2 separate regions of the Homo sapiens genome follow, and region 1 is linked to region 2. Evidence: chromatin contacts called from ENCODE Hi-C or POLR2A ChIA-PET data. All regions are on one chromosome and are shown on one strand. The core of a region is the stretch at or near the end of the contact, and the rest is flanking DNA. Distances in the headings are between cores, read along the strand shown.

What was found. A loop is a pair of places that touch in the nucleus more often than their neighbours do. ChIA-PET counts read pairs that join two places held with the same protein, here RNA polymerase II (POLR2A). Pooled maps may share reads with other maps.
Region 1: a map of GM12878 shows a loop between it and region 2 (3-fold over the local background). The contact joins two enhancer-like sites. A Hi-C loop is called at or near these places in 3 of 168 maps with a recorded cell type or tissue (GM12878, left ventricle myocardium superior and naive thymus-derived CD4-positive, alpha-beta T cell), 7 of 37 single-sample maps with no recorded cell type and 17 of 50 pooled maps. POLR2A ChIA-PET finds 5 or more read pairs at or near these places in 1 of 52 experiments (activated naive CD8-positive, alpha-beta T cell).

Annotation. Positions count from the first base shown.
Region 1 is chr9:20,041,868-20,044,640 of GRCh38, reverse strand. It overlaps a transcript of SLC24A2 not described here. Among named protein-coding and RNA genes, the nearest start is that of SLC24A2, 250 kb to the right of the region's middle. Within about 2 kb of position 1,505, at least 2 of the 41 ENCODE cell types and tissues checked have a DNase peak (open chromatin) inside an H3K27ac peak, as active enhancers do.
Region 2 is chr9:19,997,815-20,000,514 of GRCh38, reverse strand. It overlaps a transcript of SLC24A2 not described here. Among named protein-coding and RNA genes, the nearest start is that of SLC24A2, 210 kb to the right of the region's middle. RefSeq lists an enhancer at 16-1,215. Within about 2 kb of position 1,299, at least 4 of the 41 ENCODE cell types and tissues checked have a DNase peak (open chromatin) inside an H3K27ac peak, as active enhancers do.

The DNA.
Region 1 (2,773 bases), core at 256-2,755, 44 kb before region 2:
AATTTTTATCCCCAATTGATTAGATGAGATAAAATATGCGTTGTCCCAAGGACCCAGTGAGGACCCAAGCCCAGAATCTTCCACCTAGATATCCTGGTTTCCTTGACCCAGCAAAAGGAATGGAATGAGCGGTAACTCCACAGCCATGAGCACAACCCTGCCTCCCAATGTTAAGTGAAACTAAACATCCTCCCTGCCCTCCCCATGCGTTCATGGTGGTTCGGGGATCCTGTGCTCACAAATACTGCTCTTTTCAGAGCAGAAATGGTAGGTTCTGTCTTTTGTGATTGCAGACCTTTAGGCTTTAAGGCTTAGCATATACAGGAATACCTCAGAGATATTTCAGGTTCAGGTTCCAGACCATCACAATAAAGCAAGTCACCAACATTTTTTGGTTTCGTCGTGCATGTAAAAGTTACGTTTACACTATAGTCTATTAAGTGTGGAATACCATTATGTATAAAAAGTTTGCATTGTGTTTCAAAATATACACAATAAAAAATACTTTACTGCTAAAAAAAAAAGTGCTAGTGATCATCTAAGCCTTCAGTGAGTTATAATCTTTTGCTGGTAGAGGGTCTTGTCTTGACGTTGATGGCTGCTGACCAGGGTAGTGGTTGCTGATGGTTGGGATGGCTCTGGCAATTTCTTAAAATGAGACAACAATGAAATTTGCTGCATTGATTGATTTTTCCTTTTATGAAAGATTTTTTTCTGTAGCATGTGATACTGTTTGATAGCATTTTACCCACAGTAGAAATTCTTTCAAAATCGGTCAGTCCTCTCAAAACCCTGCCACTGCTTTATCAACTAAGTTTATTCTAAATCCTCTTCATCATTTCAACACAGCAACTTCATCAGAAGCATATTGCATCTCAATAAACTACTTTCTTTCCTCCTCCATAAGAAGCAATTCCTTATCTGTTCAAGTTTTGTCATGAGATTGTGGCCATTCGGTGCCATCTTCAGGTTTCACTTCTAATTCAAGTTCTCTTACTATTCCCACCACATCTGCAGTGACTTTCTCACTGAAGTCTTAAACCTCTCAAGGTCATCTATGAGGGCTGGAATCAGCTTCTTCCAAACTCCCATTAATGTTGATGTTTTGATCTCCTGGTATGAATCACAAATGCCCTTAATGGCATCCAGAATAGTGAATCCTTTCCAGAAGCTTTTCAATATACTTTGTCCAGATCCATCAGAGAGAATCACTATCTATGGCAGCTATCACCTTACAAAATGTACTTTCTAAATAATGAGACTTGAAAGTCAAAATTACTGCTTGACACATGGGCTGCAGAATGGGTGTTGTGTTAGCAGGCAAGAAAACAACATTCATCACTCTGTATATCTCCATATAGGTAATAAGTTTGTTTCACTTTCTTTTCGTTCTTTTGCTCACTGGAGTAGCACTTTTAATTTCCTTCAAGAACATTTCCTTTACATTTATACCTTTGCTAACTGGTGCAAGAGCCCTAGCTTTTGGCGTGTCTCAGCTTTCGACATGCCTTCCTCACTAAGCTTAATCATTTGTGGCTTTTGAATTAAAGTGAAAGGTGTGTGACTCTTTCTTTCACCTGAACACCTACAGGCCATTGTAGGGTTATTAATTGGTCCAATTTCCATATCGTGTCTAGGAAATAGGGAGACCCAAGGAGAAGGAGAGAAATGGGGAAAAGCCAGTCATTGGAGCCATTAAAATACACATAACATTTATCAATTAAGTTTTCCATCTTACATGGGCATGGCTTGTGGTGCCTCAAAGCAATTAAAATAGTGACATCAAAGATTACTGGTCACAGACCACCACAACAGATAAAATAATAATGAAAAAGTTTGAAATATTGCAAGCATTATCAAAACATGACACAGAGACATGAAGTGAGCACATGCTGTTGGAAAAATGGCACATAGATATTGTTGCCACAAACCTTCAATTTGTAAAAAACACACTACCTGCAAAGTGCAATAAAGCAAAGCACAATAAAAGGAGGTATGCCTGCATTCTCTGCTACTGAAAAGGAGAATATTGGAAGGATAAATGAACATGTCCCTTAGCAATAAGGCCTAGGACCCAGAAGGAAGGCCATGTCCTCTCACCCCTACCTTGGTGGGTGCTTTCTCCCATGACTCAGTCCCCTAGGGTTAGATAACTTTGGTTTTCATTCTTACTTCAGAAATCTTAGATCTAGGATTGCAGAATCAAGCTGTCAGCTCTAAAAGTCCTCTATAACATTTCTTCCAGAAGGCTCAGATGTCCTTATGCAAATGAAATCCTTGATGCTTTCTCAGATATTCCAGAGTTCCTCAGGGGTGTACACTCAGTTCAGATTTCTCTCTTGTGACTGTATCTTTAAGTGAAGTTGTTCTTTTCCTTTCCCTAGACACCACAAATGTCCACCATTTCTTCCTGCTTATTATTTAAATATACTTAGAGGCTGCCTTCTGGAAAGTGCTGGACTCATGGCAGGTTGGAGATCTCCAGAGCTGTGCCCTCTTGACCCCAGCCAATTCCTGCCACAGTCTGCCCACCAGGGACAGTGCTCCCCTCAGTGGCACATTTGCCAGGCCAGGAAGTACCAGGCAAATGTCCCACCACAAGATGACAGGCTCCCCACCACAGGTGCCAGACTCTTCTCCTTTGTCTCATGGTAGCGCTTGTAGCTGCTGCGGCCACAGTGCAGAGTCTGGCACCTGAGGGGACAGAAAGGGGGGCTCTCGGCAGCAAGCCTACCTGTCAAGTGCTTCTGGGATTAGGAGTGCGCATTGCCAA
Region 2 (2,700 bases), core at 50-2,549:
CCTCCAATGAGACTGGATAAACTTTTTGAAGATAGAGTTTATACCTATACAATGTTTATCAAGAACTGGCACAAAAGTCTCTGAAACTCCAGTTGAAGGTATGTTTTCACCCTCTGATGATTATAGGGCAGTCTGGATCCAACCTGCCTAGGTCAAATTCTGTCTCTGCTACTAACTAGCTGCATACTAGCTACTTGGGCAAGATTCCTCCAATTCCTTATCCATAAAATAGGGAACTGTTATGAGCAAAGTCCATGTAATATGCTTAGCACAGTTTCTGGCACCTAATGGTACTTCAAAAGGTGAAATAATAATGTTCATTAAGTGCCAACCATTTCCATACATACTAGTTTAAAATCTTTTAAAGTAGGAATTATTACCTCCATTTTACAGCTAGAAAAATAGTAAATCAGAGAAATGTGGTTTTTTAGTTGCAGATCGATCACAAAGTGAGCAGCAGCACAGGTCTGTGTAACCCCAAAGACTGAGACTCCAGCACAGGTCTGTGTAACCCCAAAGACTGCAGTCTCTGAACCTCTCCACACTGTCTTGAACATTCAGGCCATTAAGACCCTGAACTGGGGAACTCCTAGTCTAGCTCTTTAGTCACTTGGCAAAATTGCCACCAGTGACCCGGATGAAGAGGTTGAAAACAGGCCCCTTCTAGACTTTGATTCTCAGCCATGGGTGTTGACTGCTTTGTGCCTCCTGGGTCCCCCTGATGAAACTCTGTGACTCTGGCTCAGGATGACTGTAAGGCAGGACACAGGAGGTCAGCCCTGTAATTCCATAACTGCTCACTCACTGACTGCTTAGTGAGAAACCATGATGACAGCTGGGATCCTTTCCGTGATGAGTAATTACCCTGTCACACAAATCTATTTAGACCACATCCTTCTGGGGTACAACCACCAGTTGATTTAAAATGCAAACCTTTTGTAGCTCATTGCCATGAGGATGAAATATAGAGTTTACTCAGACTTTTCTTTGTTGGAGTATTTATTGTAAATCATTAGTTACTATGAGTTGCTACCCATACATCAAGCAATTCCTACCTAGCCCTGAGTGCTGAAAGAATTCTCTGTGCTTTTCTAGAAAAGGTACCATTTGTCCAAGAATATAATTACTGTATACTTTTTAAAAATCCCAAGCTCATATATTTGTGTAGAGAAACTCAGGCCCAAGGACACCCAATTAACTGGGAACACTCAGTGTGGTTTTCAATACAGGAACCACAAGTCTTCAGGGATGTTAATGAACATGGATAATAAATGCCTCACCTACTACTCAGGCTTCCAGCCAGGGAGGCGAAGGAGTGACAGGCAAAGCCGTGGCTCCCTGCTCCAAGTCTTGCACTAAACACTTTATATAGGTCTTTAATTCTCCCAATAGCCCCAGTGGGTAGGCATTAGCATCTTCATTTTACAGATGAACAAATTGGGGATCCCCATCTTACACCATGAAGCAGTGGAACCAAAACTCATACTGAAAATAATTGACTTTCCCAAGTCTCTCTGCTATATCACCACACACAAAGAGACTTGCAGCCCCAGCTAGCTTATTTCTGGCTTCTGCTGGTCTGATTCTTCTGTGGGTGGCTTTAGAACAAATAGGATGGCTGAGGTCCCCCATCATCAGGGCTGCCGTTGAACATGAAGGAGGAAAGCTGCTATGTATAGCAAGCATTTTTATCTTGCCACCAACAAAGATCAAGCACACAAAATCTGAATCCCCCCAGGGGTGGGAGAAGGAGTGAGTTTCTATTTCTCCCAGACCATTCTGTCCAGAGCACACAGCAATATGGGCAGACAATTAGTATGAACGGATTTGAGCAAAACAGCAAATCTGATTGATGCTGAAAGCACACCCATGTGGGAGCACACAAAGGGATGGAGAAGAGGGGTGGTCATAGGAAGCGGGGCCTGCTTAAAAATTCTAATCCTCATAAGCTTCTGAGGAAGCTGCTCTTTTCACTGGGCAGGTTTTTAATATTTATTGCTGGGGGCTGTTTTAATCCTAATGAAAATAGCATGTCCCTAGGAAAAGAAATGCTGGAGCTACAATGAATGAATGTGGCTCTGGCATTTAAAATGTCTCACAAGGCTCACAGAGGGTAGAGGTGACCCGGAAGTGAATCATTGACAGGCTTCAGGAAGTACTGCTGCCAGAAGGAAGTTGAGCTCAAAACAGGGTATGTGTGGGCGAGTTCAGGCTGAGTTAACCCCTGAATGGGTCTGAATGGAAGACCCATTTCTGAAGAGGGGCACACTCAGAGTTCATCTGCCAGAGTTTGAATCCTAGCCCTGCCATGTCTAAATCTCAATCTCCCATCTCTAAAATGGAGAAAATGATAATTACAGATTTTGTTGTTTCATTGTGAAGACCAATTGAGACAATGAATGTAAATTACTTACCACAGCTTCCGGCACAGAGTAAGTGCTAAATAGTGAGAGATGCATTATTATTAATATAATTTTTATTATTGTATGGCTTATCCTTAATAGTATTGGCTTTTTTCCCAAAAATATAAGGATGCCAGGTATGAACTAAGAGATAGTAACTAGGAGGGCCTATTGGAAAGAGCCAGAGAAAATTAATGCTGAATCTTCTATTGATAAAATTCTGATTCAAATCTGATTCAAACTGAGAAGGAAATAAGAGCTTCTCTTTTGCAGTGAGGGACACAGGCAAATTAACTAT